4 separate regions of the Mus musculus genome follow, and all the other regions are linked to region 1. The links are chromatin loops, found by intact Hi-C in ENCODE. Cell type or tissue: heart. All regions are shown on one strand. Region 1 has its middle 7.2 kb from the start of Gm33596. Region 2 has its middle 24 kb from the start of Map4k3. Region 3 overlaps Map4k3 (mitogen-activated protein kinase kinase kinase kinase 3). Region 4 overlaps Map4k3 (mitogen-activated protein kinase kinase kinase kinase 3).

Evidence for each region. Peaks named below come from ENCODE experiments on the same cell type or tissue, not always from the same donor. Only the 100,000 strongest peaks of a DNase experiment are listed, where the experiment ranks them.
Region 2: it touches region 1 in a loop (6-fold over the local background); 6 of 42 quality-filtered maps call a loop at or near these places.
Region 3: it touches region 1 in a loop (2.1-fold over the local background); 6 of 42 quality-filtered maps call a loop at or near these places.
Region 4: it touches region 1 in a loop (2.4-fold over the local background); 6 of 42 quality-filtered maps call a loop at or near these places.

Annotation. Positions count from the first base shown.
Region 1 is chr17:80,798,190-80,806,189 of GRCm38, reverse strand. No RefSeq gene overlaps it. Among named protein-coding and RNA genes, the nearest start is that of Gm33596, 7.2 kb to the left of the region's middle. In heart, no CTCF peak of the experiment used is centred here; DNase peaks (open chromatin) are centred at 3,369, 4,479 and 5,569; H3K4me3 peaks cover 1,589 bases; H3K27ac peaks cover 1,907 bases.
Region 2 is chr17:80,747,869-80,755,868 of GRCm38, reverse strand. No RefSeq gene overlaps it. Among named protein-coding and RNA genes, the nearest start is that of Map4k3, 24 kb to the right of the region's middle. In heart, no CTCF peak of the experiment used is centred here; a DNase peak (open chromatin) is centred at 3,258; H3K27ac peaks cover 390 bases.
Region 3 is chr17:80,693,549-80,701,548 of GRCm38, reverse strand. The region is part of intron 1 of Map4k3 (mitogen-activated protein kinase kinase kinase kinase 3); the gene reads left to right. Among named protein-coding and RNA genes, the nearest start is that of Map4k3, 30 kb to the left of the region's middle. In heart, a CTCF peak has its summit at 7,683; a DNase peak (open chromatin) is centred at 7,648; H3K4me3 peaks cover 468 bases; H3K27ac peaks cover 869 bases.
Region 4 is chr17:80,680,324-80,688,323 of GRCm38, reverse strand. It overlaps Map4k3 (mitogen-activated protein kinase kinase kinase kinase 3), which reads left to right. Exons shown (of 34, transcript NM_001290345.1): 2 at 7,399-7,456. Among named protein-coding and RNA genes, the nearest start is that of Map4k3, 44 kb to the left of the region's middle. In heart, a CTCF peak has its summit at 4,278 (motif pointing left); no DNase peak of the experiment used is centred here; H3K27ac peaks cover 360 bases.

The sequences.
Region 1 (8,000 bases):
TAGATTATTTTGACTTTAGCATATGTACATGTTTATGTATTTGTACATAAAAAATGCACATGTAGACCAGAGGTTGATGACTGGTGTCTTCTTCAATCACTGTCTGCATTTTTTTTAAATTATTTACACTTATTTATTGTGTGTACATGTGTGTGCGTCTGTGTGTGCATCACAGTGCATGTGTAGAAGTCAAAAGAGAACTTAGGGGGAACCAGTTCTCTTCTGTACCCTTTGAGTTCCAAGGACCCAACTCAAACTGTCAGGTGTCATAGCAAGTGATTTACCCACTAGGGGTAGCTCACCAGCCCCATCTTGTTATATGAGATAGAATCTCCCTACAAACCTAGCTTATGTGGCCAGCAAGCTTCGGGGAGTTACCTGTCTCTACCTCCTCAGACTGGGGTTAAAGGCACCTGCTGCTGTACCCAGCTTTGTACATGGGTTTTGAGGATCTGAACTCAGGCCTCACAGCTACACAGTGAGCACTCCACCAACTGAGCCATCCCTCCAGCCCTAGGGTTATTGTATAGTGTTGGTGCACGCAGTGAAGCAGGCCTAGAGAACTCAGGATGTGATGGGGTAAGGCCAGGGGACTGGAAATTCTACGTGAAGATAGAGGCAGTCTCCTAGCAGAATTCCTTCTTGCTCCTAGTCAGTCTTCAGTCTATTAAGAACTTACGTCATCAGACGGGGCCCAGCACCCATGTTGGGGAAGGCAACCTGCACCGCTCAGAGTCTACTGATGTAATATTAATTTCATTAAAAAATAACTCTCACAGACACATCCAAATAACATCTTATCTAATATCTGGTTAGTGGCAGCCACACAAGTTGACACAGAGAATTAGCCATTATGTAGTCTGTGTCAGGTTAGAAAAAAAAAAATCCAGAAGCTTTCCACTGGAGACCGCTTACCCGTTATTACATGAGACAACCGTAACATTCTCTCAAGCAGTTGAATTAATAAAGAATACTCAGCCGGGCATGGTGGTGCATGCCTTTAATCCCAGCACTCGGGAGGCAGAGGCAGGCGGATTTCTGAGTTCGAGGCCAGCCTGGTCTACAGAGTGAGTTCCAGGACAGCCAGGGCTACACAGAGAAACCCTGTCTCAAAAAAAAAAAACTCAAACCTGGCATGGTGACACATACTTGTAAGCACACTTTGAAGAGAAAGGCAAAAAAAAAAGATCGTGAGTTCAAGGCCAGCCTGGCCACAGGAGATCCTGTCTCCAAAAAAAAAGAAGGAAAAGAGGCAAGAAAAATGGTTTAGTAGATAGAGTGTTTGCCTTGCAAACTCAAAATTCCCAAGTCCTCTCTCTCCACATACAAACCTGAGGAGGTGGCTCCTCTGGGGAGGGGACTCCCTGGGACTCCTTGCCAGGAGGCCTAGCTCACTCAGTGAGTTCCAGACCAGTGAGGGGATTCCTTTAAGAAACATAAAATAAAAAGAGCTTGGGTCCTGTGGAAAAACTCTTCAGGTTGTGCACACACCAAGGAGAAAAGTCATGGAGCATGCTCATTTTATCAGAGTACTGGGGGTTATGGGGCAGGGAGAGCAGGAAGGACAGACTGCTGCTGTTAAGAAAGCTTAGCTCCTGCCATGGTCGTGGTCTGACCAATTAGCCTGAGGCATGGAATCTGCCTTTCTTCCTCACTGAATCCAACTTCTATTGATCTAATCCAGAGTTCCCAAACTTTTAAATTATTCCCATCATTTTTATATCTCTATTGTTTTTTTTTCCCCACAGAGTCCCTCAGCCGAAAGAAATAACAAACTGAGAATTAGTGAACTGAGAATCAGTGAGTAGTTCCCAACAACTAAGCTGCTTGCAAAAACAACTTTAAATATGAATTACTTATAAAAGGATGTAATTGTGCCTAGTGATAGTGTGTGTAGCTCTCTTAGGCAGGCCTCGACATGCTGGGTCCTGTCCACACATTATCACTCTCCCACTCATCTTTCTCCAAGAATATATTGTTTTCTATTTCAAAAATGTAACATATATATATATATATATATATATATATATATACATATACATATACATACACATACATATATATATGGTGGTAGCGGTGGTGTGTATGCATCCGTGCGTGCGTGCATGTTTACATGCATGCAAAGATCAGAGGACAACTGTGAAGACACAATTTTCTCCTTCCTCCTTCGTGCAGTCTCTTGGGATCAAACTGTAGTCATTAGGCTTAGCAGTAAATGCCTTTACTCACTGAGCCTCAAATTAAATCTTGGGGTTTTGTTTTGTTCTGTTTTGGTTTTTGTGAAGCAAGAAAAACAAAAAATAAAAGTACACGTGGCTTTCAAACAAATGCGTATGCCAATCAGGAACCAGACGTCTTCTCAAACCCTAGCATCCATCTTGTCTAGATCTGGATGCTTGCACTATGCCAATAGCTCCTGAGTACCATGACCTCTCAGATGAGACACCTCAGCTGGCCAAGTGGCACAACCTAATGTAGTGCACCTTGCTGTCACAGAGACCTCAGCAATCTCTAGCTTCCCATATGTGGAGAATATAGCCCTGTGATAGCCCTGTGAGTTGACTGAGTGTCCTGTGAGCACGGTCCAGCTTGCAAGCAAGTAGTCTGTTCTTCTTCTGTAAACTTCCAGCATCCGCTGGGCATGTCTAGCCAGAACCCTGGAAACGCCTGCAGTTAAGCAAAACACAAGCTTGGCCATCATGGTACAGATCATAAATTGTATCACTGCTTGTCATTCTGTGAACACAAAAGATGAGACCCTCGATGGCTACACATTCCAATTAAGGAGCAAAGAGCACATAATAGATTCTATGTCTCTCTTACGTATTAAAACAATCTAACTGTACTTAACTATGTCAAATTTTTAACAGATAATCAAGGCTGGAAGCAGTACAAAAATAAGTTAAATCTGGTGCCTTTCTTGCTAATTGTTAACGGCCCTCAACTGTACATTAACCTAATCTGGAGTTTTCTGTCCAGAAATAAATAAATAAACTGAAATAAACTGTATTTATTTCATGTGCCCTAACTAAGTTCAGGGTCAAGTTACATGACTCTGACAGCATGGTTGGTTTGTGGGTTTGTTCTGTTTTGGTTTGTTCTGTTGGGGGGGGGGGGCACGTGTCTTATAAACATAGCTTGCAATCAGAATCCATTTTTGTTTTCTTTGGGCTCAGTAGCTTCTCTTATCACCATTGTCATCATAAGAACGCAAACTATTTATCTTGTTTGTCTGATGTCCATAGTAGGGAAGATGATCTCCTTAGGTCTGGCTTTGTCCTGGGCTCATTGTCTACAGGCAAAGGAAAGAAAGGGCGAGTTTGCTCCAAGCCACCTTGGGAGTTCGCCAAGCTTTTCGTGACTCTGCTCACAGCCACACACAGTTGATACGACCTGCACTGACATTAAGCTCCTATCTTGTAACAGGGCCCATATTCCCTTTCCAAGAATAAATCCCGGCTTATCAAAACATTTTAAAAACCTCTTTCATAATACACAACACAATTTGAGAGAGTGGCGCAGAGTGGCTTTGCACTCCAGGACAGGTGCCGAGCGCCAGAAGAGCGGCGCCTACTTGGGTCCCATTCTCACCAGACCCCCGTTGACTCTCTCCCTTCTTTCTCTCAGTAGCTTATCTATAAGCCAGATGTCAACAAACACGCCAGACTCTTTATCCTTCAATCTGTTTGGCATTTCAGAAACGCTGAGAGTTAAGCACATTTTCTCAGAAAACCTACTTTCTGATTGCCTGGGGACAGAAGGGTGAGGGGGCCCTTAGCCTCAGTGGGATACCTGTTAGAAGCAGATATCCCACAAGCCACCTCACGGTGTTTAGACTTCAACTGGTTCCTAGCTTTTTTCAGGAAGACAGATGTACAGAGTCCCATAAAAATTAAAAAGCCTGGGAAAAGCACAAGCCCCGAGTCAGAACGGAGCTATTGAATAATGGTCTCTTCTGGAAGTCCGAGTGGGCGCTTTTTCTCGCCCTGCTCCTGGGGATGAAAGTGAAGTCTAACCATCTTTGCAAGAGTGACTAATTCCCCATCCGAGGGCCTCCAGCTTTTTGCAGAGCTAATTACAGGAATGGTAAATGAAGGTTCTCTGGAGGTGAGAGCTGACAGAAGAGGGAAGATGGGAAAAGTAAAAAATCAAACCCCTAAGCGTTAGTGGATTGCCAAACAAGGGGGGGGGGGCTTTCTGAGGCTGAGGTAGAGGCCAACCCACCCCCAGGCTTCCTTCAGACACTTTTTTTTCCTTCCTCCCTGACTCATCGGGTTTCTTCAGGAACGCCTGGTGAGAAAGGGATTATGAAGCAGGCGAGGGAGCCAGCCTTTTTTGGCAGCAGAGACACACTTTGGTTTCAGATGCTGAAGATCTTCGAGAACAGACTCCGTGTGCTGGCGTTCTAGGCTGGAGTCCAGCAACAGTTCGACCGCAGATGAAGTGCTTCAGATGGTTGGCGTTGTCAGCCAGAGCCTCGAGGACTTTCCTGGGGCTACACCTCTCCAGAAGTTTGAAGATGTGGGGACAGGTTTGCCTTTCAGAAACGTGCGAATGTCACCAGCTGGGAGTGGCAGATGCCAAGAGCCGATCTGAAAACAGATCTCCATCTGGCAATGGGCTAGGCTTCCTGGGACACAGATTAGAATGCTTTGTAACCAAAGGGCGGAAGCACGAGTTTAGATTTGCACACATTGTTCCGGTCTTTGGGTCATTTCCTGCCTTTAGAATTCATTTCCTTTCCAGGTCCAACAAAAGTTTGATGAAGGGCGAGAAAGAAATTTCAGGAGAGGGTTTGCCACTGCTTTAGTTCAAGCGGGGGGTGGGGGCGTGGGGGTGGGGGTGGGGGGTGGGGGGGCAGTTCTGCCTCTATGCCCAAGGTCGGCGCCTTCTGTGCTCCTCCTGTCGGCTCACCCTGAGCCAGGATGGAGGAAGGCTCAAGGAAGGGAACAGAAAATAGAGAAGGGGGTCATCGGCAGGCGAGTCCGATGAATCCACTTGTTTCTAGAAAACAGGACAGGGATATGGGGGAGGAGGGAAACCCACGCGGTTTTAGGCAGGAGTGCTCTTCACCCACGCTCCCTTCAAGGACATAGCACCCCCACCCCCGAAACACACCGAAAGGTAGAGGTTTAAAGCAACTGCCACAGCCTGGTTCCTGACCTTCCTGAGTCACCCACATGCCAGCCAGGTACACTGGACGGTGAGGTTCGCTACACAATGACTTGCTTTGTTCTATTTCGCTCGTTTTTGTTTCACGTTTTGTTCCAACAAGGATTTCAGGCAGCAATAATAGCTTTTCTGGCCACACTCTTTTTAGGGTTGTTTTGAGCACTTTGAAACTGACACGAATCCTTACTGGAAAATGTTTCTGCAGATCCCAGCATGCCCTGAACACACTGTAGTTCTGCTGTGCACAGCACACCTTCACCCCACCACCACCACACCCACTTATATAACACACTGCAGCGTGGACCTTCTGGCCTTGGGGACTACAGGGACCCGACAAACTCAAGGCAGATCTGATGAGCTGTTCATTTCTCCAAAAAGTTTTGGCTCTGGACCAGTGGCTCTTGACCTTCCTAATACTGAAACCCTTTAATACAGTGAGTCATGTGGCCATGGGGGTCACCACCCACAGGTTGAGAACCACTGCTGTCAATCGTGAGCAATACAAAATCTAAGCCATGTAGTTCTAGCCAGGATGTACTTACGTGTTCTAACCCTAAGTCTCTCTAGGCTGTCAGCCCATACATCACATGCTATTATTTTGCTACATTCATCCATTTGAACACAGCAACTTACAGAGAGAGGATAGTACAATTTGGTGACCAGACTTTATCATGATATTGCAGAGCCCCACAAACAAAATCTGTTACTTCCCCATAATTTAAGGTCTGTGCTCAAGGCCACCATTGCCACCACCAGGAGAGGCTGGCTGTGAGGGGTGTCTGCCTTGGGCCATTGGTGCCATTCAAAAATCAACACAGCTGACTTTCTGAATAGCTCATTAGTTGTTCAGAGAGATGGCCTCCTATGACCTTCGTTGTTATCGTCCCTGTGGACATTTAGTAAGTTATGGGAGAAGGTAATGACTAGGAGAAAATTGTTCTGTATCAGGGTCAGGAGCACCTGTCTGGCTTGGGATGTGACAAGGGGCGTGTACTAATGGACCTGAAGGACATTAAGCTTGCTCAGAGAAAAACAACACAGCACAACCCCATTCATGGGTGAATTCTAAAAGTGTGCTCTCTAAAATCAAGAGCAGAATGCGGGTTACTAGAGACGGGAGGAAGTCAGAGAGGGAGGGATAGGGAAGGGCTGGTCAAAGGATAGTGGGTGTCAGCCAGACGGGAAAAACAAGATCAGAGTTTCTAGTCAAGGATACTTATGGATGGTATGGATGGTAGACTGTGTAGTCCCCCCAAAAGCTAGAGAGAGTGACTTTACATGCTTGTGGAAGAAGACATGGTGAATGAACATGCCTGCCCTGATTTGGACATCACATAACAAATACATACAGTGAGAGGTCACATGGTATCCAGAAGTATGTACACGTTTTACGTTCAATTAAAATTAATTCACAAATTTATTTCTTAAAAAGTCTGCCTGACTCCCCGCTTCCCACTAAGAGAGATCTTGCAGACATAGGCATTTGGGTTTTCTGTGACTGGGGCATTGGTAAACAAGTGCTTTTAAACTTTAGGGTGTCTAATGGGGACCCCAGCAGGTGACACCAGTACTAAGATTAGCCTGTGCATCGGAGAACTTTACCCGTAATTCATAGGCTCATGTCACATCTGCACGGATGGAGCGGTGGTATGGCTGAGGCCAGGCCTCGGCACTTTGTGTGACCTTGAGACAAATCATTTTCCAATACTGAAGACCTAAAAACTAAAGATTTTCAGAAGCCTGGCGTTGGCCAGGGCTCCAAATCATGGTCCCTACCTACAAAGTAGTAGAAACAACCCACAGCATCAGAAGGACCAGGACTTGAAAGCACAGAAGCCCCAGGTCTAGGACCTTTGGCCTTGAAGTCCACAGTCATGGGATTTAAGAACTAGAGAACTGAAAATGTGGGGGGGGGGTTTCCCCTCAGCTGTTTCCAAGCAGGAAAAGTAAAAAAAAAGAAAGGGGTAAGGGGAGGGAGTCCTGGGTTCTCTAGGCAGGCAGACTGAGCAAGCCAAAGGAACAAGCCAGGCAGCAGCACTCCTTAATCTCTGCATCAGATCCTGCCTCCAGGTTCCTGCCTCCAGGTTCCTGCCCTGTTGGAGTTCCTGTCCTGACTTCCATCAGATGAAGTCTAACCTCAGCTTGCTTTGGTCATGGTGCTCCATCACAGCCATGGCAACCCTAACTAAGACAATGCCCAAGTATGACCCGTTGTGCGATGCTCCTGACCCACGGCTACTCCAGCCACGGACTTCAAGATCAGTGGGTGTTAAAGGACTCGGTATCCTCAGGGTATTAGACTGAGAATTCTCCAATGTGAGAGAGAGAGACATTTCCCACTCCCTAGTAGGAAGAATGAACAAAGAAGAAAGACCATTTTGAAGGTGTTTTCAATGACCTGTCCACCCCCAACTTCCTGACCCCCAGCTGATTTCCTCTTTCAGGCTTCTCCTGGTTCTTAGAGTGATTCATTCTTCCCACAATGACTGGGCCTTTTGCCTCATAAAGCACTCCCTGTCTTTTCAGATATAATGAACTAAAATTAAGCAGAAGGCAGCCTGGAGCACTAAGAAAAACTCCCTATGGCAAGAGCTTGCAGCCCCACAATAGCCTTATAAGGCAAGCCAAGGAAGCCCTGGCTACTGGGGCAAAACAATAGAGGGTAGAAAGTTATTTTGGGGAGTACGGAGGATGAGGAGTGTCCATTTCCCAGATTTATATTAAATGTGTCATACCTCTGCTAAGGCGGAATAAATACCCAACATTTACCCATTTGTAATAAACATAGGAAAACTATCCCAGTGAGAGAGCCACCGTTCACAGGCACT
Region 2 (8,000 bases), 50 kb after region 1:
TGGTCCTTTACCTTTAGTTAAAGCCTTGGAGAGGTGAGCCACAGGCCACAAAGAAGCTGGGGAGACAGACCCAGATACCACGAACAAACTTACACCTCAGTGACATTCTAATAGGACAAGCCAAAGTGTGTACAACAGCTGTATAATTCTAAAGCTTGAGGATGGCTGACCACACTACAGGACTTCCAAAACAACACATTCCTCCACTCTTCCTACTCCAACTCAATCTAAAGCAATCCTATAACAGTTCTAAGCTGGAGGGAAATTCTGGCAAAATAAAAATCAAATCAAAAACACACAGCTGTTTTAGTGATCTTTCTCTGATGTTGACAAGGAATAGGGGCTGTTTTAAGTTATATTACATTTTTCTTTCATTCTTGCCTGGCTTGGCAGCCCTTCAGAACTTCAGCTGGTTCCAAACACAGCTCAATAAAGATCGTTCCAGAGAAGTTTCATATTCCTAAGATTCCTTACATTTCTCTCTCTCTCTAACTTAGGAAATGAGGTTGAAAGACGAGAGAGAAAAAATTAGCCCAGATTGTACCATTCTTTCTAAGAGGTTCTTGATGAGCAAGCTGTGCCTCCTTTTCCAGTGAGAACAGAGAGTCCTGGTGGGGAGGCGGGCAGCCAGTCCTAGCAGACAGTAATAGGACTGTATGTATTCCGAAGAAGCCCCAGCAGGTTCAAACGTTCGCTGAAAACTTTTCAAGGGAGAGGGAGAAAGGAGAGAGAGAAATGTTTGCACACCATCCATCGAAAGAGTCAGCAACTGTGGGCTGCATCCGTTCACCAAATGTTTATCTCACTCCTGTACTACGCTAGGCTCTGTTGTAGATGCTGAAGACAGAGATGCAGAGACAAGAGTGTGTGTGACCCATAGCAAGCGTCTGGAGCAGGAACCTAACTTAGAACAAAGCTTGAAGAAGCCTAGCCCCAGGCTGCTTGCTCCTAGCTGGGTTTGCATTTTTCTTCTCCCTTTGTAGGCTCCCAGGTTCTCCCTTCTGTCCTTCCCTCTCAGAGTCCCTGCTTTATTTATTGTATGCTTCACCTTCGTGGTGTGCTCACGTGTCCCTTTGTAAACATCAAAGGGAAAGAAGCAGGGTGGGAAAGCGGAGGGAAACGAGACCATGACTCATCAGAGGATGTCCTCCCTCTTATACAGCTCAGAAGAACCTAGGAGCCTTTATCGTCTCCCCTTTCATGGTGACAGGGTCCTTGCTCTACTTCGGAAGATCCAACCTCTATTCTTAGCCTCCCTCTGGGATGTACCTGCTCACCGAGGCTTTCAACTGGCAAGCATTCCTGTTTCCTTATACAGCATTTGTTGTTGGACTTTTACTATTATTGTATGTCCACGTATATACGTGGTGTGTGTATCCACGTTAGGGATCTTCTACTATTATTTTCCATATTTTTTTTTGAAAAGGAGTTTCCCATTAAACCTGTCTGTCTGTCTAAGGCTAAACTGGCTAACTAGAGAGGTCCTGGGATCTGCCTGTCTGCAGCCCTCAGAACTGGGCTTCAGGCATGCTCCACTGCACCCAGTTTTAAACGTGGTTAGGAGTCTACACCCAGACCCTCATGCTTGCACAGCGAGCACCTTTCCTGCTAAGCCATGCCCTCGGCCCTGATGGTTTTTTTTTTTTTTTTGTAATAACCACATTTCATATGACATCCTATCCCTACCACCACAGTCACTGCTCTGTTCCCACAGGCAATCCTGTCCATCCTGACCAAACTTCACAGGCAGAAAACAAGGCCCTCAGAGAAGATCTGTTCCCTTTCCAATCACCCCATCTTGGATTTGAGCCCCTACTGCTTCAGCCTTCCCAGCACTAGAATTATAGGCATGTGGAATTATGGATGATAAATTATCCTCCGCTGGTGAAATGAGCCAATTCAAGTCAGGTTAGAGTAGATAGACACAGGTTCGTTGGGAAGCAGCTCTCGGGCAAGTTTGATGTCTCAAGGAACAAGGTCAGGGAAGTTGCCATGGGGAGGGAGACAGAGGGGAGGGAGAAGAGAAAGAGATATAGAGCATGCACACACAGGGAAAAGGAAAATGGTGGGAGGAGAGAGCAGAGCAAGAGCGAGAGCCTGCAAGATATCTGGATTATATAGGGAAGAGTGACTTCTTCTGGGGAAGGGGAGACCCAATTCCTTGGCTTGAAAGTTCAAGGCAGAGGGCAGGGAATGCCAGCCATTCCCTGTAATAGGTCCAAACTGAGGGAAACTGGAAGAACCTGCTTTGGTATGTTAAATATTCACCTAGGCTGCTTGTCCTGGATCTGAATACCAACCATAAGAACATCACTTTTTTCTCCTTTTCTCCTCCTCCTCCTCCTCCTCCTCCTCCTCCTCCTCCTCCTCCTCCTCCTCCTCCTCCTCCTCCTAAGACAGAGTCTCACTGTGTAATTCTGGCTGGCTAGCTGGCCTGGAACACCCTATATAGACCAGGTTGGCTCAGAACTCACAGAAATTCACCTGCCTTTGGCCCCCAAGAACTGGGATTAAGAGTGTACACCACTATGCCTACAATTTAATTTTTTATTTGTTAATTTTATGGGTGTAGTGTTTCATCTATGTGTACCTGTGTGCACTATGTGTGTATCTGGTGCCTGTGGGGCCAGAAGAGGACATTAGAGCCCCTGAAACTGGAGTTAGAGAGAGTTGTGAGCCTCAATCTGAATGCTGGGAATTGAACCTGGGTCCTCTGGAAGAACAACCAGTGCTCTTAACCACTGAGCCATCTCTCCGGCCAATCATAATTTTCATTCCCACATTTTCCTTGCATTTTTGATGATTCTGTTTCTGCATCCTGGCTCTTTTCTATTTTCTGGAGTCTCTCAAGATAATAGAAGCCATGCTGTTCTCTTCCGTATCGGCCTTGCGGGACCTGGACGCTGCCCCTCAGTGTGTACTGACAGAAGCATGACAGTGAGTGCCCCAGGACACACTCCTGAGCGCCTTTTAGCCTCAGGTCTGACCGCAGACTAAACTCATATTTTCCCCTGACCTTCCTGTTTCTTTTATCTCAGTAAGTGGTACTACCATCCACTGAAATTACCCATGTCTGAGACTAGGCTCCATATGTGACTGTTTTCCTCATTTATAAGCAAACATATTAATCCCCAGCGACCTAGCTCCTCATTACCATTCATTGTTATCCAGATGTTTCCTGCTTTGATGAGGCAGCACAGGTGCTTGAAAGCTGGCCCCTCTCCCTATGTGGACACACTCTATTTAAGGGAGGGTACAGCAACTCTGCTTCCAAATTAGCTCATGCTGAGGTCAAGAGATCAGGATTTTCTGTTCCTTACTCTTAATGAGTCACTGGGTATTGGCATCCCTGGGAAAATGAGCACAATTTTGAGCCACTGGTGGCTAGTTGCTGAGCATGTCTGCTTCTGGCGCTTCCAGCAGCCAAGGGAATGAGTTATTTATGATGGAAGTTCCATGTGGTACCCCATCTTTTACCTCAGAGGCAGCTGTCTTGGACTTGAGGTACACAGCACTTCATTTGGCTTTCACACTAAACCCTCCGATGTAGCTTTTTTTTTCCCTCAGTGACAGCGATAAGCTGTGTGTTGGTATTCTATCTGGACTCCACCCCCACAGTTACCTGGAAGCAGCCAGGTAGGCCTGGCCCACTGTAAAAGGGGCTGCTCCCCCCCCCATTCCTGCTTCTCTCCCTTGCCTCTTGTCCCCTTGCTCCCCATTCCCTTCCCCCCCACGTGGTTATCCGGCCTCGACTTCTCTACTCTCTCCTTCTCTCTGCCTTTCTCTGCCTCTACTACTCTCTTACCTCCCCTCCCCATCTCCTGAATAAACTCTATTCTATACTATACCATAGTGTGACTGGTCCATTAGGGGGAAGGGATGCCTTGGCATGGGCGTACCAAGGCACCCCCTCCCCCTATACCTCACCACACCCCCATAGAACATATTCCTATATTTCTTTATCCTTTTATAATCACAACACAGTGTATTTCAGAGTCCATCTGTCAATCCTTTGTATAGATCCAGGTTGGGACAAGGGATGCATTTCAAACTTAGACATTTCTCAGTATCACTTCTATAATCCTACAAGGTCAGGACAGTCTTGCTCCTTTCCCATTTCCCATCTGGGCATCTCTCTTCACTATTACCTGTATGGTCAGACTTTTCATCACTGTGACAAACTCCACAAAGAAACAGTCTAACAGAAGAGACTTTATTTTTTATTTTTTAGGTTTTTTTTTTTGCTTTTCTTTTTTTTTATTAGATATTTTCTTTATTTACATTTCAAATGCTATCCCGAAAGTTCCCTATACCCTCCCCCTGCCCTGCTCCCAAACCCACCCACTCCCCCTTCTTGGCCCTGGTGTTCCCCTGTACTGAGGCATATAAAGTTTGTAATACCAAGGGGCCTCTCCTCCCAATGATGGCCGATTAGGCCATCTTCTGCTACATATGCAGCTAGAGACACGAGCGGAAGAGACTTGATTTTGGTGTATGGTTTCAAAGGTTTTAGTCTTTGCTCAGTTCTGACGCTGAACATCATGACAAGCCTGTGTGTTGTAGTAAAGCTGTTCACCTCTTGGTGCCCAAGGGAGCAGAGACAAATAAGACACATACCCCTTCAACACATGCCCCAGTGGCATACTTTAGCTGGACCCTACGGCCAGAGCTTCCACTATTTACCAGTAACACTATCAAACGATTAATCTAACAAGAGTATAATGTATTGATTAATCCAGAGCCCTTATGAGCCAATAACCTCTCAGTGATTGGATTTACTGGGTGAGGACCAAACCTTCAACACACTAGTCTTTTGGAGGACACTTCACATCCCAAATAAAGCATGACTGTGGTGGTTTGAATACGCTTGGCCCATGGGACACTATTAAGAGCTGTGGCCTTGGGGCTGGAGAGATGGCTCAGTGGTTAAGAGCACCTACCGCTCTTCCGAAGGTCCTGAGTTCAAATCCCAGCAACCAAATGGTGGCTAACAACCATCCGTAATGAGATCTGACCCCCTCTTCTAGTGCATCTGAAGACAGCTACAATGTACTTAGATATAATAATAAATAAATCTTAAAAAAAAAAGAGGTGTGGCCTTGTTGGAGGAAGTGTGTCACTGTATAGGTAGGCTTTGAGTGCTTAAACTCTGCCCAGTGCAAAAGAGAGTCTCCTCCTGGCTGTCTTTGGATCAAAATGTAGAACTCTTGACTTCTCCGGCACCATGTCTGCCTGCACATTGTCATGCTTCCCACCATGATAATAATGGACTGAACCTCCGACACTGTAAGCCAGCTCCAGTTAAATGTTGTCCTTTATAAGAGTTGCCTTGGTCATGGTATTTCTTCACAGCAATGAAACCCTATCTAGATCAATAGTCCTTTGTAATGCTGTCTGTCCATCCTGTGTGAAGGGAGCTTTCCAAACCACAAAGATACTCATTTCACTGTGAATCATTTAGAACTCACCTTGGTTTTCTATCATCCTCAGACACTGAAGACCATTCTTTTTAACCTGTCTAAATATGCAAGTGGGATGTGGTTTGGACTCGCCTTTCTAGTCTGATTCTCTTATCTCCTCTCCTACACCTCTCTATCTGATGCATTAGCAAGACAGAATTATTGAAATCTTCATTACCAACCAAACAGCTACTTGACTCTGTATTTTTAAGTATTTTCTCAGATCAGAACCTATTGAAGTTGTTTATCTCAATAACTTGATTATGAGCATTTTGAGAGCAAGGCAGTGCCATATCCTTAAAACAAGCATTCAACACATATTAAATGAATGCGCACGGATTTCTAGAAAGATCTAATGCACCATAGCATGTGCTTACTTATAAGTGGTGGCCACCAAATGGGACATTTTTCAATGTTATTATTAAAGGGAAACAAAATAAGGTAATCTTTTTTTGACCCGAAAATTGGCAGAGTTGCTAGTACTTGAGGGAGCAAGTGTCTGGTACAAGGCAAAATAATGAACTGCAACTCCCAGAGAGGGATCTTGGCAACATGGGATTAAAAGTTCGAGATGCTTGGGGCTGGAGCGATGGCTAAAAGCTAAAAGAATGTTCTGCTCTTACAAGACCTGAGTTGCGCTCCTAGCACCCACGTGAGGCAGCTTACAACTGCCTGCTACTCCAGTTACAGGAGCTTCTCCTCTGGCATCTTTGAACACACACACACACACACACACACACACACACACACTTTTTTAAAAAGTTTTTTGAGATGGGGTTTCTTTGTGTATCCTTGGCTGTCCTGGAACTTACCTGTAGACTAAGCTGGCCTCAGACTTACAGTGATCCTCCTGCCTCTGCCTCCCAAGTGCTGGGATTAAAGGTTGTGTGCCACTACTACCTGCAACTCACACACAAAGACACACACATACTTTTTAAAATATTTTATTTTATTATTTTACCTTATGTAGGAAAGTATTTTTGCTGCATGTGTGTCTGAGAAGCATGCTGTGTGCTTGATGTTCAATAAGCCCTGCAGAGGGGGTCAGATGCTGGAACTGGAGTTACAGATGGTTATACAGATGTTGTATGGGTACTGGGAATCAACTCAGGACCTCTGGAAGAGCAGCCAGTGCTCTTAATAGCCGAGGTGCCTCTCCAACTCCCCACATACAAATATACTACTACTAATAATAATAATAATAATTAATAATAATAATAATAAGCATCAGTCATATTCTTATTCATAGTTTTTTTTTACTGTCTATGCTTCTGAATCTTGAAATACTTCTTCTTGAATGTAAGAAGAAGGCTAGTCATGCTCTATTGATCAGAAAGTCGCTATATTAAAGTTATGTATGACTATGTGACAGGAAAGTAGAAGTGAACCTGCCCAGGGAACACGGAATTGACTAGTGGGACGTATGACGTAGGGTGGAGAGAGATGGGAGAACATACTCCATTTACACGTGTGCACGAACATTTCACTAAAATTAAAGAATTGGGGAAACGCTCTCAGGTTCCATGGCATCGCTGTCTTGGTCGGCTCAGCTTCTCTTTATCCCCTTCTGCTCAGAGCACCAGCCTCCCCTCGACTCCAGGTGGATCCGAGACAAATCTCCTCTAGAATCCGAATCTGGATTGGAGGCCCAAGGGAACAGGAGGCATTTAAATCTCCTTACCAGGAAGAACGATGCAGAGATTCAGTTAAAGAACGTTTATTACTAAGACCTCTGCCACCATCTTAGCTCCTCCTCCTCCTTAGTCATACTGTCCCTCCTTAAACTCCTTGAGCTATGGCTGCATGGCTCCATCAGTATCTTTTATTTAAGCTAGTGTCTGTTGCATGCAGGAAAAAAACAAAACAAAACCCTAGTCAATCCAAATAGCAACAAAAGGAAAAGACTGTTCAGAGTAGGGGGATACCCCATCCTACCTGCCCAAACAACACATTCAAGCACAACATTACAAACAGACATTTGCTCCTAGTACCGACTAGCTCGTTCTTGTGTAGTTAGAATCATGATATACATACCCTCTTCCAGTCAATTTTTCTACCTTACATTATACCTGTAGAAGTGTTTTGTGCTTTGACAAGGCCTTCTACGCATCGCTGCTGTAATACACACCATTGTCTGGTATTGGTACATTGTAATTTATGAAATCTTAATCCCATGGCTGAGTATTTGGGCTGATCTTAGAGCTTTATTAGCAGATGCAACGTTCAAAATGAGCACATTCACAAAAGCAGGGCACTCCTATTGAGTTGTTTCTTTCTTTATGATCAATTCACAGAATTGGAAAATGGATGTGTCATAACAGTATGCCTTCTCCTTTCATGAGTTCGATGTGCTGTATTGTAACCTGAGCAGTGCTTTTGTGCTATGAGAAGTTTTGTTTTGTGTATTTGGGTTTCCATTCATATGATATTAATAGGTATGGCAATTTTAGATTAATAGAATCTACTTGGTTATAAGCTGTGTCTTTGTGTTGTGACTGTTATATAATTATTGGCATGATTACTTTTTTTTAAGCTTTTGTT
Region 3 (8,000 bases), 100 kb after region 1:
CAACTGGCTTAGTTTTACTCCTTTGATTCCTTCATGTTCCTAGTCAGCACTTATTCCAAACCTGAAAATAACAACTGTGTATTTGTTCGTTGGTTGTTTTCATTTTAACGTTAACATTTAACATTTTATTAACATAAGGAGGCTGTAGAGATGGTCCCCTATTCACTCAGATTAGATCTCAGGACCCAAAATAAGTAGCTCACAGGCACCTGTTTTAGCTCCAGGGCATCTGTCACCCTCTTCTAGCCTCCAAGGTACCCATTTACTTATGTATATGCTATACATAAGTAAATATTTTAAAAATTAAACATAAGTTCAATGAATTGAACATATACTTTCTGTAAGCATGACTCCATTTTCTGGGTATGAAAATACAATAAGACAGTCCAGGACCTCACAGCTTTAACCAGCATTTAGTAAACATAATAAAAGTTACTTTGATGCAGCGTAATTATATATATTGAGGGTCCTAAGAAAAATTACATTGCAGAAATTCTTTGTAAGTTTGTTTGGTTTTGCTCAAAAAGTTTTTCTAAATTGCTTTTTTGACCTCCAGTAACTTCTATGTAAATGATATGGTATAACCAAATATGGGGCTCATACATGACTTAATCCCAGCACCCTGGAGGGTGAGATTGGAGAATTTCCACTTTGGGATACCAAAAAATATAAATATATTATCTGACTTGCTAAGTGTGACACATGGACATAGCTGTGAAACCATCAGAGCAATAATAAATAGATCCACGATTCTCTTAAGGTTTTTTTTTTCTTTTGTCCTGTATAATTACCCTTCATTTCTCCACTCACCTCTTCTTTCTTTTTGATTTCTTAAAATTTTCATACAGATATAGTACCTTAGGCATATCCCTTCCTCTCCCTCCCTTTTCTCACCCCTCTCAATTATTCCTTTTGTTCTGCTAGATACTTCGACCTCATTTTTGTTTTCTACACACACACACACACATTCTTTTATAAACAATTCTTTACCCGTTCCTCTGTTGTTAGACACCTAATGAGTTCCTGATGTGTTGACTTGGAGTCCTTTCACAAAATACCAAGAATGGCATGTTTGGGTCATGTGATGGATATATTTTGCTTTCAGTTTATTTTATGTTGTATGAATGTTTTGGCTGCATGTGTATCTATGCACCGTGTGTGCGCAGGTTCCCCTGGAAGACAACCTGGGGTCATCAGGTCTCCTGGAACTAGACTTACAGACGATGATGAGCTGCAGTGTGGGTGCTGGAACCAAACGTGGATCCTCTGGAGGAGCCGAAAGTTCTCTTTACCACTGACTGTGCCATCTCTCCAGTCCGGTATTTTAAGTCCTGTGATAAACCTCCATTCAGATTCTCATAGAATCTGGACTGGCTCACACTCCCATCCCACCCACAGTGGATAAGGTCCCTCCTTGTTGTCCACATTCTGCCAGCATTGGATACCCGTGTTTGTGTTCTTTATAGCTGACACTCAGACTGCTGATAAAATCTCACTCAGGGTAGTTTTGACTTGCATTTCTCTGATGGCTGGTGAAGATAGACCTTTTTTTCATGATTTTAAAAAAAAAAAACTTTGCCATTTGTAATTTTGAGCACTACCTGTTCATTTGGTTAGCCTACTTATTAATTGGGTTATTGATTTCTTGGTTTTTTTTACATCTTTGTGTGTCCTAGCTTTACCTTCTGTCAGTATAGCTAACAAAGTTTTGTTCGATTCTATAGGTCATCTCTTCTTCTATAATTTGCCTTTTCAGCTCCTGATTCTCATTGTTGGCTATGGCTCAGCCCCCTTCTCTGCCTGACCCTGAGGTATTTCTGCTGCTTTCCCCACTGCTTCAGTTTTAGGGCTCTTGGGTCTTAGATTCTTTGGCTTTGATTTTTTTGCACGGTGAGTGATATCGTCTATACGTTGAAGAATCTGTCTTTTTTATGATGTGTATTTTTCACTTCTTTGTAGAGAATCTTGTTTATCACTATGTGAGTTTATATCTGAGAAGGAGAGAGCCATCAATAAAACCTAAACTAGCTATCTGAAAAGATATATAACAGAAAGACAGACCTCTGCCAAGATCAGTCAAGAAATGAAAGTCATAAGTAGTATTTATTGGTTAATATCAATAATGAAGAGGACATACTCGTCAATATAGCAGATACTTAAAAACACCCAAGAGAATATTATGAACAATTTGTGCGAACAAAAAGAAAGCCTAAGAGATAGCTGGCAGAGTTGAGACGTTGCGATATCCCAGAGAAGAGACTGGGACTCCTGTGTGTTAGGAATCAAAGCAGAGGGAAGGACTTAGCAGGCTCCTGTAATTCCTTGAATGGAGGGGTGGGCGTGGCAGGCATGTCCAGCCTTCTGACATGGCTGCCAGCTGTCATCTGTAAAGTACATGCTGGAGAGCCTCGAAGTCATAAATAAGTTAATGATCTTGTGTTGGGCTTCATCCTGGGCTGCATGGGACATGCCTGCAGGGATTTGGCTCGGGCAGTTACTACCAGTGAATTGCAGTTGAGGGTTGGTGCTGTGTGAACCCCTTGGGCTGATGCAAATCTGGAGCACCTAGAAGTCTCGTCTGCTTGTGTTAAAACAGGCTCGAGTTCCTGTTTTTAAACTCAGCAGCTTGGTTTTCTATTTAAGAGTGTGTCTTTAAATGTTTCCAGAAACATAAAGTACCATTAAAAAAATCAGATTAAACTCCTCCTCATATACTTATTAGTTATTAGGTGGGTCTGAGGTGTGAACAAAGGCCCCACCGTGAGAGGTCTCTTGTAACACACTACAGTGTGTGCTTGTAACAACAGTGCTGACGTTCTTGGCACAGATTACTTGGAGTGATAAAGCTGTATGTAGCTTAGCTTCAGATCTCTAGAAGTTCTTGCCAAGCTTGTCTGATTGCCCTTAGGCAGCAGGGAGCCCTCTCTAGACTATGGCCCCGGGTATCCCTCGTTCATGGTGTATGAGGTCCCTAAAGGTCTTGAAAATGATCTGGTGAGGTGCTAGGTGTAGACAGCTCTCCTCCCCACCCATCTCAAACGAGCCCTCAGTACGGAAGGAGGAAGGTCAGAGCGTTCTGGGCTTTTGTTCTTTTTAGCAGACAGCTGAGGAGCTGGAGAGATGGCTGAGAGGTGAAGAGCCTTGCCGCTCTCTCAGAACCCACAGTGGGCAGCTCACAGCAGCCTGTAACTCCAGCTCCGTGGGATCCGATGTCCTCTCTAGTCCTGCACACACAGAAACAGAAACAGAAAGACCTTTGGGAGCCAGTGCTGCGGGGGTGCAACAGCTTTCCCTGTGGTTGCCTTCCCGGGGTAGCTTGATGACCATTGCTTACCCCCCAGGCCTGCACCTGACCAGACGGAGTTATTACTAAAACTGCCATCCACACTATTTGCCACTTGTCAGGAATTCCTGTTCTTGTTTGTTTATTGTGTGAGACCAGGGATGGGACCCAAGTATTCTACCCCTTCAGTTCCAGCCAAACACAGCTGTGTGCCAAGCCAAGCAAGGACTGTGGCCATTTATTAGTAGTACAGTCGGCAACTCCAAAGCACAACACCTCTTCTAGCGTTAGTGGATTTCTTAGGAATGTGGTATGATGGGTAAATAAATATGATTGTACTTCTTGTGTAGATAGTTCACAGTTACTCGTGCAGTTTTGGTTATTTTAGTGATGAGTACATGAGGTCTTATTCTACTCTTCCCTGCCACCTTTCATTTATGTCTTTTCTAGGGTCTGTCTTGAAATTCCCTCACAAGCAGACAGGAAGAGTCATCTGGTGGTGTGTTCCAGGGGCTGCTGTAGTGCAGCATGTCTGGGCTGCTCATGCTGTGGAACAATTAAATAAACCATCACAGTGGATTTTAGTAAACAGTATTGTGCCTCAGTAGCAAACAATGGTGCAAATATTTTATATTTATTCCTCTGGTGACTGTTTCCAGGAATTCTACAGATACCAGTGTCCAGGGATGTTCATAGTCTTTTATGTAAAATAGCATAGTCTTGGCCCAGATTTCTTTGAGTGATGCGTCTGTAGCTTAGCTGTGCCCGTTGTCTTCCTGAGCTTTTGAAATTGGCCTAGGTGACATAATACTAAGTTTAGTATTATTTAGTATTTAGTAGGTGCAAGTGTAGCCCCACATTGCTTAGAAAGTATGTGCTCAGTGCAGCATTTTCCTCCAGATCTATTCAGCCTGCAGATAAAGAGTAGAAGGCCAACTGCAAATTTATTCTAAAGTAACAATGAGTACTGGAAAATGCAATTTAGCACTGCCCAGTGTGCACAGGCCCTAGACTTAGCACTGTCCAGCACTCACAGGCCCTGGGGTCAGCACTGTCCAGCACTCACAGGCCCTGGGGTCAATGCCATCCAGCATGCACAGGCCCTGGGGTCAGCACTGTCCAGTACGTACAGTATGCACAGGCCCTGGGATCAGCACTGTCCAGTACATACAGTATGCACAGGCCCTGGGGCCAGCACTGTCCAGTACGTACAGGCCCTGGGGTCAGCACTGTCTAGTACGTACAGGCCCTGGGGTCAGCACTGTCTAGTACGTACAGGCCCTGGGGTCAGCACTGTCCAGTACGTACAGGCCCTGGGGTCAGCACTGTCTAGTATGCACAGGCCCTGGGGTCAATGCTGTCCAGCATGCACAGGCCCTGGGATCAGCCTGGAACCCCATAAAAACAAAGGGAAAGTCAGTAAGCTGTTATCCCAATGCATCCTGGGACCACACTCTCCTCCTCACATTTATGCAGTCCTCACCTTTCCATCTGAGCTGTCTCCTCGGTCCCACTGAGCCGCTCTGTATCATGCTAGATTCATTTATCATCTTAAAATTCTGCGAAGCTGAAGTCAGTAATGGTCCGCTTTAATCACTGTGACAGCATACCTGAGATAATCAAGTTAGTAGGCGAAGGGCTCATTTTGAACCACAGTTTCAGAGGTTTCTGTGCATTGTTACTTTGAACTACGGCAGGCAGCACAATGTATCATGGGTAGTAGGGAAAATTCCCATCATAGTGTGGCATGATAGCTGAGAAGCAAGCAGAAAGCGGAAGGACCATGGGCCCCACCGTCTCCTTGAGGGCATCTGTTAGTGGCCTTAGTTTCATCAGGCCCAGCTCTTAAAGGTTCCCCCACCTTCAGACGGTGCTGTGGCCTAGAGCAAACCTTCAGTACCTGGGACTCCGAACTGAAGCCTGCTCTCCAATCTGGTCTCATTGCTTAGCATTTCTTTTGAGATGTCTGCATGTGGCAGTGGCAGTCTGATCATTTCTAACTCCCAAGCAGCATTCCATTGTGACTACTTCACATCGGGTTTAACCTTCACTTGTAGAAGAAACTGGCATGATTCCACCAGTAGAAGCAATGGCAGTTGATCTCTGATTGGGAAGTTATTGAATTCGCTAGTGAATATCTGAGCTACCAGCATTACACACACCCTTAAACTATTAGTGCCACTAAACTATTAGTTCCACTATTAGTGATAACAGACTCTGATTTTCACCCTGTGGTTTGTGCTGGGAATTGAACCTAGAACCTCTTGTGAGTTGTACAAGTAGTCTATTGGTCTCTATCCCCAACCACTCTTCGTTTTTAAATTTTTATTTATTTTATATATGTGAGTACACTGTTGCTGTCTTCAGACACACCAGAAGAGGGCATCAGATCCCATTACAGATGGTTATGAGTCACCATGTGGTTGCTGGGAATTGAACTCAGGACCTCTGGAAGAGCAGACAGTGTCTTAACCACTGAGTCATCTCTCCAGTCACTTTTCATTTTTTTAATTTGAGATGGTCTTATTAAAGGTTAACCAAACTAGTCTTGAACTCACCCTGTAGTCAAGACAGCCTGAACTTGGAGTTTGTCCTGCCTCAGCCTCCTAACCCTAAGTAAAGGCCTGACCTTGACTGTCCTCCCCAAGTGTGTTGCCCCGCATCCTGTATCTGCTGACCCCCACCCCGAGCAGCATCTTTCAAAGCCTGGCACTTACTGCATGGTTGTGGAGGTGCCTGAGGAAGAGGCACACGTCTGTCTCATGCTTGCTGCCCTGTGCTCTCCGCATCCCTGAACCAGGGAAAACATTCTTGGGTAGAAGTGTGTAAAGCCTCGCAGAACTGGCGCCCCGTGGCGTTAGGGTTCACGTCCATGGAAGATGTGAGAGCTCCATTACTAAGATGCTAACTCTCGGTGGTCTTTTGTAATTGTCAGACATAGCGCGAAGAGATTGCTGTTTTTCATCTGCTTCCCACATACATTCTTGCTAGAGTAGAAGCAAAGATCACTGAGAGGAGCCCACCTGGTATCAGTGCTGTGAGGCTGATGGGGATGGACCACAGCCTGAAAGCAGTGTTCTGCAGTCACCTGATCTCCTCCAGTAGCATGAGTATGTGCCTTAAAATACTTAAAATGCTTGCTTCAAAGTTTCAGGACCACTGACCAGGGCAGATGTCTTTTATCAAGTTGCATTCTTCATGTAAATATTATAATCTTTTAATTAGAAGTCTTAAGGACACTGCCCTTTTCATGGAAAACCACAACCCTGAAACTACTTTTACTTGGCTGTGCCAGTTGTAGCGTGCTTGAAGCTTCTCGAGATTTGGAATCTGCCTGCTCTTAGAATAGTGTGGCTTGCGTCGTTGGTAAAGTGCATCATGGGTTTCTCTTGTTCACAGGCACATGTACTGAATAACGTCTAAAAACTGTACAGGTTGTCAGAACATCTTGTTTACATAGTTGCTCCCCTCTCCTCCAGCAATGCTTTTAAAATTAAGTAATAATAATTTAAAAGTGAGGGGCTGGAGAGATGGCTAGCAGTTAAGTGCTCTTGTTGCTCTTCCAGAGGACCTGAGTTTGGCTCACCATGCCCATGTCTACCAACACGTAGCCCCTGTAACTCTAGCTCCGAGATGTCAGACGCCTCCTCAGACTCTCAGGCATCCACACACATTGGCATGCATTCACACACACAGACATAAACAATAATACACCTTTTTTAAAATTAGAGAAGCGAGGCCCTTTCTTCTATACAACGTTTCCTCATGACCCATATTTAGCTTCTAGTTACTAGTCTGTTTCTTAATCTATTTTATTTTTTGCACTTCCATGGTGTACATAATTGGATATGCGTGTTCGAGTACATGTGGGAACATGTGCAGGTGTGTGTGGAAGCCTGAATGGTTGTTCTCTACTGAGGTAGGTCCACTGAACTACAAAGTAGACTCTGGCTAGTCCTGCTAGCTGACTGGCCCCAGGGATCCGCCTCCTCTTCTGCCTCTGCCTCCTAGGCTCTAGGTTTCCAGGCAGCCCTGAAGCTTTGTTCTTAGATGGGTGCTCAGGATCCAAACTCTGGTCTTCAAGCTTGTGTGGCAAGTGCTTCAGCCACTGCGCCACATCTGCTGCCCAGTGTGTGTCGTTTCCGAGCGTTTCCGAGCATACGTGCTCTCTTGTATAGATACGCTTGTATATGCTGCTTTTACTTATATCACCGTGCAGCTTCCACTTCTAGTCCAGTGCCATGTTAAGGTCTCTGCTTTAGGCATGTGACTGTCAAAGTGGACCCTACTATCTTCCCTGGCCATGTTCACGTTGTCCTGAGATTACAGTCGGCAGAACCAGAGCAAGTGAGCTGCCGCTGGCAGTGTTGAAAGCAGGAGGACTGTGAGAGTGTGGGCTGTGCCCCTGCTGGCCAGCCATCCTCCTGTAAACAGTGACAGCAGGAGGAGGGGTCGAAACCCTTGCATGCTACACCAAGAACATCTCTGTTCTTCCTTGGAGTTTATCAGATGAGTGCTCATTTGGTTTGACTTTAAAATTTTGTGTCATGGAAACACCTATGTATTCCATTGTTTGCAATAAAGGTAGGCATAACTTCAATAGGTTTTTCTTTTTTTTAAAAAAAAAAAAACAACTTAGATCTAAGAAGGGATTTAAAATTAAAAACTGAAGTTTGCTGTTATATAAACTTTTATGAAAATAGAATTCTTAGTTACT
Region 4 (8,000 bases), 120 kb after region 1:
CCCTAGTCTTAAATGTTTATTGCATATGTACATATAATTGGAAAGTTCAGTTTTTCATGTTATTAGCTTACAATTGAACATAGGTAGCACAGCGTTCTTCTATTAGACCATGAAGATGCAACATCAGTGCTATGGGGCAGCAAAAGGTATGATCTCTGTCTCAGCTATTTATTAGTTCTGCCATTGTATTGAGAAAGCAGCCTTTGACAGTATTTAAATAAGTGAGCATGACTGTGTACTAATAAAACTTTATTTATAAAAACACACATTCTTACTTATCCTTAGAGAATCTGGCTCTACTGAGTCCTTTGTTTATGCTAATTCAAGGTTTTCAAGTAGAATGACCTTAAAATATACCATCAAAATTAAATAAAAATTTAATTCTAAGAGTATGGAAGCACATTGTTAGAAATGATAGACAGTAGACATGCAGGAAGAACACCCTGAGCAAGCCAGGGATATTTGCCACCCTGTCATTCTCCTGTGAACTAGAAGGTTCCTTTGTGGTGGACGTGTACCTGGTGCAGTTAGCTGTGGAAAAGCAACAAGATACATACTCATTCAGGGTGAGCATGGATCATCCATTTCCTTCTGACGGGGTGTGTGTGGGCCACACCCAGTCCTTATCCTCCCCCAGTGCACAGAATAGCCTGGTGTTTGCTTTGTGTGTGTGTGTGTGTGTGTGTGTGTGTGTGTGTGTGTGTCTGTGTGTGTGTGTGTGTGTCCCCGTGGGCCTTTAAGCCTCACTTTCCTCTCTGTGTCCTTTCCCCTCATCCCTTCCCTATGTTAGACACTTCCTGTCTTTCAGGTCTCAGCATGGATGGTGTCATCATCAGGAAGCCATCAGACCCAGAAGCTAAGTGGAGCAGGTGTCTGTGGCCACATCCTTAGACCTGGCTGTGCCTCAGAAGTGGCTTGGTGTTAGGGACAGGTTCCTGGGTTCCACTTGGAATCCCTTGATTCAGGGCTAATGTTTTGTTTGTTTGTTTTCTATTTCAGCATACTGTTTTTGTATACCCCACCAGCTGGGTTACTATTTGGAAGCTATTTAGAATACGTTTATTGTATATGTTGTTTTAGGAGGAATCTTAGGAATAAATAGTCTCTTCTATCTTGTTTTTGCAGAGTAGAGGGGTCAGGAAAAGGATCCAGTGGCCATTGCTTGCTCAGATCCACCCTGCGGCTTATTGCAATCTTAGCTGTCATTTCACACCCCATTTCCATGTCCACAGTGAACATCCTCTTCTACAGGATAAGTGTTGAAAGCTCTAGGTGCTCAGTACCCAGCAAGGGTCAGTTTTTACAACGATGGTTGTCTAACTGTGGTACCTGGCCTGCCCCGGGTGTTGGTGATTCCTCTTGATTGGGCTGCTTACTTACCTGTATTCCAATGTGCAGAGGACGCTCCTCATACCTGAGCGTGCTCAGCAGTGTGAAGTCAGCTCAGGAAAACAACTTTTCTATACTAGTCTAATCTGTCTGAAAGCCTCCCCATGGCTCATTCAGACAAAATCTCAAGCAGATCTGAAATCAAGAATTTTCAATGGGCTGGAGAGACGGCTCAGCTGTTAAAAGCTAGGGTCACAATCAAAAATATAAGAATTTTCAAGAGCGTTTGTAGACTGAGATTATTTCTAAATCTGTAGGATTCTCATCAGGCCCTCTTCAGTTTGAGAAAGATTACCTAGGGTCTGCGGGAGTGTGGGGGTGTTAGGAAGTGCCGAAGTGAAAATAGGTTAAGGGGACAGAGTCAGGATAACCTAAGCCTAGCTCTTAAGCTTAGGACCTAGTGATATGAGGTCTGGGATCTAGGCCCAGGACTGGGCGCTGTGGTAGAAGTGTGGCTGGTGCTGAGGAACCACAACTTGTTTGGTTTGGCCAGAGCATAAAGTAAAACTTTGGGAGTAACTAGGCAGATAGGTGGGGGCCAGATAATAAAGGGTTTTATTGAAGTTAAAAATACTGTGTTTCACAACTTCATATTCACATGCACAAGAATGAAATTGGAAACTCCCTATGGTGCAACATCATACAGAAAGTTACTAAAAGTGGATCATTGACCTTAATGTACGGGTGGAAAGTAAAGCCTGTTGGCAAAGAGCTCTGGCATGCTAGCTTTCTCAACCGTCGAGAAACACAGAGGGACAAAACAAGCCACGTTGGACTTCATCAAAATAAATACATTAATGCATCAAGGAGATGAAGGCGGGCACTAAGGTGTAGCCCCAAGCTGATGTGCTTGCCTGCTAGGCCAGTGAGACGGGAGGGGAAATGAGAAGAGCTCCTAATGGGAGAGAAAGTGTGCATGGTGTGCAGATTAAGGTCTAAACTTCTGGTGGTGTTTTAAGTGGATGCGCTAGGAGTGATGACGCACACCTGTAACTGGGTTCTAGAGGCGGGTGGGCATCCCCATGGGAGAGCCAAAGGAAAACACAAAGTAACAGAGTTCCAAGGCTATGGGGAACTGAAGCAGAATGTGTTAGTTGAGATAGTACAAGACACTAGAGCTGCTTTGGAAAACAATTTGGCAGCTCTTCAAACAACTTTTCCATTCTAGTGATCCATCTTCAAAGTCATGGGCCTGGAATATTATACAGCCCAGCATTTTTTAGTACATTTAAGGTCTGTATTTGAGAGAATTAGAAACAGGTTTACCCAGACATTTATATGGTTTCATATATAGTAGTAAGTAGTATTTATAACACACGAATATGAAAAGAACCCATGTGTTATGTGTACTGTTCTTGTCACTCTGAGCAAACACCTGAAAAGAAGCACCTTGAGGGGAAGAGGGAAGCTTTATTTTGGCTCCCGGTTAGATGGGGCGTGAATCCTCACGGCTGCGAATGGCTGCGAAGGGAGCTCCATCGTGTTGGAAGTGTGGACCTGCGAATCCTCTTGGCATGCCTCAGAACAGCAGGGATGCTCAGCCGGCTTCCCCCTCCCCTGAGTCTGGGCTGGGGCCTCAGCCCATGGGATGATGCCGGCTACAGTCGCCGGTGGTCTTCTTCCTCACTTATAATCTCTGCAAGCACAGATATGCCCAGAAACGTGTTTCCTCAGGGACCCTAGGCCAGTTGAGTTGACACTGAGGATTAACTACCTCCTTCTGTATCCTTCAGCGATGAGTAGAAAGCCCGACTGTATTTCTCTGCAACGTGATAGTATTTGTGAATAAGAACATTCTGAGTAGCAGGAGCACTAACCAGTGACCCCGTGTTGCTCAGTTCCATTTAGTGAAACATCCATACTACTCAAGACCCCAGGGACGGGAGAGTGGGAATGATCGCTGTGGGCTTAGGGGCTTGCTTTTGTTTTGGTGCTGTGGTGAAATATTCTAAAATTCAGCAGTGATGGTGCTCCACTAACTAATCTATGAAGTGGCCGCAGTGAGGTCCTCAGTGAAAGGGAAACTGCTGTGGAGTCCTCTGAGGGCTGTCAACAAACAGCAAGGTGTAATGCTCATGGCAGGCCACTTCAGTGTCTGCTTTTAAGAAGTATGAAAATTCTATTGCAATACTGACTTTGGTTTTTTTTTTTTAAAGTTCATACATGCTAATATCTTGGAATGTTAGCCTTGCTCATTTGAAAACTAAATTGCTTGAGCTGAATCAAAACTGATAAATCCAGAATAAATATTTGAGATATTATTGACTTAATCCTGAAATAAGTGATTTTTTTTTTTAAAGATAGGGTTTTGCTACATAGTCTTGATTGGCATTGCACTCTCGTACTGCCTCGGCATCTTAGTTACTAAAATCCCATGTCTGCAGCTACCAGTGTGCCACACAATCATAATGCATTCAAAACTCCATGGTTTCTGATGAGAAAAGGCTCTGAAATAGAAGTCCCCTGACTTCCTTTGGACCTCTACCCCGCCCTCACAGAGTATTACCAAGTAAGATACACTGAGTTGCACTGCAGAAAGCAGGAGGAGGGGGAGCTCTTAAGCCGCCTGGCTCCGGCCACTGGAAAGAGAGCACCAGAAGTTAATTATTCATCCCAGAGAGACTGGGGTTTGGAACTGATACCTTATAGCAAGTTTTTGACAGACCTTTTGAATTAATAAGTCAAAGAGTAGTGACAGACCCTCTGAAAGCATAGTGACTAGTGGCTTATTTCACCTGCTCACTAGGAGTTTACTGTCATGATTTCTCAGCTGAATATGGCTAATGAGAGCTCTGAGTAAATCAGCTCTTAGCCAAGTATTTTGAGTGCAGCAGCCATTTTGAAAGGACATTTGTGACTTTGTCCATGAAGAGTGTGCCCTCCTGTGGCCTCTGGGAACAAATTTTCAGCTCTGATCAATCAGCTTCACGTTGTGATGTCACACAGTGGAGTCACCATACCTCTTTTCAGTAAACAAGTGAGACTTTTGAACAGGTCTGATTAGAGATTCACTGAGTCAGGAAGTAGCATCCGGTTTTATTTTCGATGCCCAGTGTTTCCCCCAGGTCACCATGTCCCTGTTTGCAGATGCTCCACAGTGACATTCCAGGTTCATTGTTTATGTGATGTCTCATCCTGGAGAAAGGAACAGAATTTACTCAGTGCTGTTGGGGGGTTTGTCACACTTAAAAGAAAGGAACTTTGGCTAGAAGTACTCAGATCTGTTTTCCATTGTCTCCATATGGGCATCGTGAGTATTTGTTAGTGATGAAGATTATAAGTTGAAGAATTTTTAAAAACTTTTTTATATGTATATTTGCCTTATGTTTGTGTTGTATGTGCCTGGTGCCCATGGGGGCCAGGAGAGGGCATTGAATCCCCTGGAATAGGAATGGTGGAGAGCCGTCATGAGGGTGCTGGAAAAGCATCCGGTGCTTTTAACCGCTTCACCATCTCCTTCAGCCCTAAAGATAAGATTTTTAAATGAGTTTTCCCTGCATTTTTTAAATTTTTAACTTTCTATAGGGAATATATTAGTTACTTTCCTACTGCTTTGTTAAAACACTGTGATGTAAGGAACTTAGAGAAGAAAGTGTTTATTGGATTGGCTTTTCCAGAGCGTTGGAGTTCATGAGGAGGGAGCGAAGGCATGGGGTAGAAACAGCTGAGAGACCGTGAGCAGGAGGCACTGAGGGCACTGGAGATGACCGGAGGCTTTGAAACCTCAGCCTCCCCCACCCATGACACATTCTCCAACAAGGTCATTCCTCGTCACCCTTCCCAGACAGCCAACTGGGGACCAAGTATTCAAACAACTTAGGCTTACAGTGGGGTGGGAATCACACTCAGATACCACAAAAAGAATCTTTTGGATTTAAAAAAAAAATTAAGGCAGAGTCTCACTTTGTAACCTTGGCTGACCTGGAACTAACTTTGTAAACCAGGCTAGCCTTGAACTCGTGTCAACCGACACACCTGCCTCTCCCTCTCATCAAATGAAGTGCTAGGATTAAAGGTCTGTGCCACCACGATGACTCTAAAAAAGTAGTGTGTGGCATATGTATAATGTGTGTTTGTGCATGTTTGTGTGTGTTGAGGTCAGAAGTTGGCATCAGTGTCACCTATCAACTGCCAACATACTTTCTGGAGCAGAGATCATCCGGATGCTGGGATGACAGGCATGTGTAGCCATACTCGATACCTGTGCCCTGCTTTTCTGTGGCTGCCGAGGACTTAGACTCAGACCCTATTGCCTGTTCAGCAAGCACATTACCACGGGAACCTTCTCCCGGCCCTGGGAGAGTCTTAAGTGCATATTTTTAGTAAGAGCTTAACTTTTTTTTCTGCTTTCTTGTGTACTTCCCTAGTTTGCTTACGTGTGTTAGTGGAGGGAAGGAGTATATTTGTTGGTGTGTGAATGCTGCATATGCACGCCTTTGTGTATGGGGACTCAGGTGTGTGCAGGTGTTGAGAGGACATGTATGCAGATGTGTTCAGAGACCCAAGTTTGACGGCTGGAGGCATCTTCAGTGCTCTCATCTTACACGTCGAGGCAGGGTCCCTAACTGAGTCCAGAGCTAGCTGCTCCTGCTGTCTCTGTAGCCAGCTTGCTGTGGGGGTTCCCTGCCTGGGCCTCCAGAGAGCTGGGTTTTACATGAATCTTGGGAAGCTGAATTCCATTCTGACCCCCAACTTCAGCACAACAAGTGTTTTACCCGTGAGCCCCCTCCCCAGTCCCTCTGCTGGTATTTTAATGCCCTGGTACTCCCATGTTAATTGTCAGATTTTCCCCATCTATTACTAAGGGAGGACTGCAGCTAAATCTAATCCTGGCCATATGATAAGATCTTCCTATAATCGTGGGATTGCTTATGTTTTTCCCTTTAGACTGATATAAAAATTAATTAAATGTAAACACTAAAATACTTTGAAAATTCTTATCCAGTTTTATAGCATCTTAAATTGTTAAAGATTTACTGCCATTTTTTTAAAATCAAGTTCATAGATATTTTCTACTTAGATAAACAGTTGTAAACACTCATAGTCTAATATCTGATTGATTTTTGAGGCAGAAGGCAGGGTTGTGTAGCTCAAGATGGTCTCTAATTTTGAACAGTCTTCCTGACTCTTCCTAAGTGCTAGGATTGGCAGGCATGCCCTCATACCCAGCTTATGAATTGGCTAGCTTCTGTCTGTCCATCCCTCCCTTTTTAGATTAAAGATGTCATATAGCCCAGGCTATCCTTCAATTTCTGTAGTAACTGAGGATTATCTTGAACTTCGGATTTTCCTGTCTCCACCAGTGGATTATAGTGCTGTGGTTAAAGATGTGTGCCATCATGCCTGGTTTTACTAAGTTGGGGGTAGAACTCAGGGCTTCAGGCTGCCGTGCAAGTATTCCACCAATTGAGCCAAATCCCCAGCTCCATGAATCGATTTTTAAATTAATTTTATTTTTCATGAGTGGCTTATTTTGAATACATTGATTTTATTGGCAACATGTGGATTTGAAGTGACATAAGGGGGCTGCTTTCATAGTTAGATTCTAATTAAAGATTTCAGGCCAATCCCCTCTGTAGTTCTCCCAGCCTTTGCATGAAGAGCTCTGTAGTGTAATGCTTGGAGGAATTCACTAGGAAGTCTGGAGAAGACTTCCTGGCTTTGAGTCCCAGTGCTTCCACGTAGCCAGTGGTATGACCAAGCAGGCTTTTCACTTCGTTTTTCTTATTTGCAACACGGAACAGGACTGGTTTTTACCTTACAGGTCCTGTAAGAATCAAGTGAGTATCAAGCCACTTAGAACAGTGCCCAGTTAGTGTGGCAGTAAGTTTACACTTAGTGCTGGGATTCATTATGAAGGACTTGGTGCTGGCTGGCTGTAAATTAGATTGTAAATTTAATTATAATGTAAATTAGATACTTTAAAAATATTTATGATTGAAAATAAACAATAAACTGATAAGCTTATTATAGCTTTTTTTTTCATGATCTTTCCTCTTCTTCTTTTAGGCACGGAATGTCAACACTGGAGAATTAGCAGCAATTAAAGTGATAAAATTGGAACCAGGTAAATTATTTGAAATTTGATGTTTTTTATTGCTAGAAAGTCATTGTATATCATAGAGTAATTTTTTTATAGTTCATTTTTAAAAAATGGTCTTTGTAGTTCAGGTTGATCTTAAACTATTGATCTTCATACCCCAGCATCCTACGTCCTGCAATTGTAGGCATGCCTGGCTAATGCTTATTTTGATGTTTGATTACCATTCGCTGGTTTGCTCAGTGTCTCTCCTTCCTTCTTCCTCTCTGAGCCCAGCATGGGCTTTGCTCAGGTTTTCCTAGAGAAATGGTTGGTAGCTCTGGGATGGAGAGTAGGTCCGCAGGGGATGTGACATCAGAACTCCCCAGACTAACTGTGGCAAGTTTATACTAGCTTACTTATTTCCAGATGACATTGCTCTGTTATGAGAGGCAAGTGTGGTCCAGTGGGAAAGACCGGCCTACATTTGGGAAGCTGTAGTCTGGGTGTTTGTGTCCTGTCCTCTTGCTCTGTGTCCTGAGTTTCTCAACAGACCTCACCAGCTCTTAGCACCTGTGTGTCATTATATCTA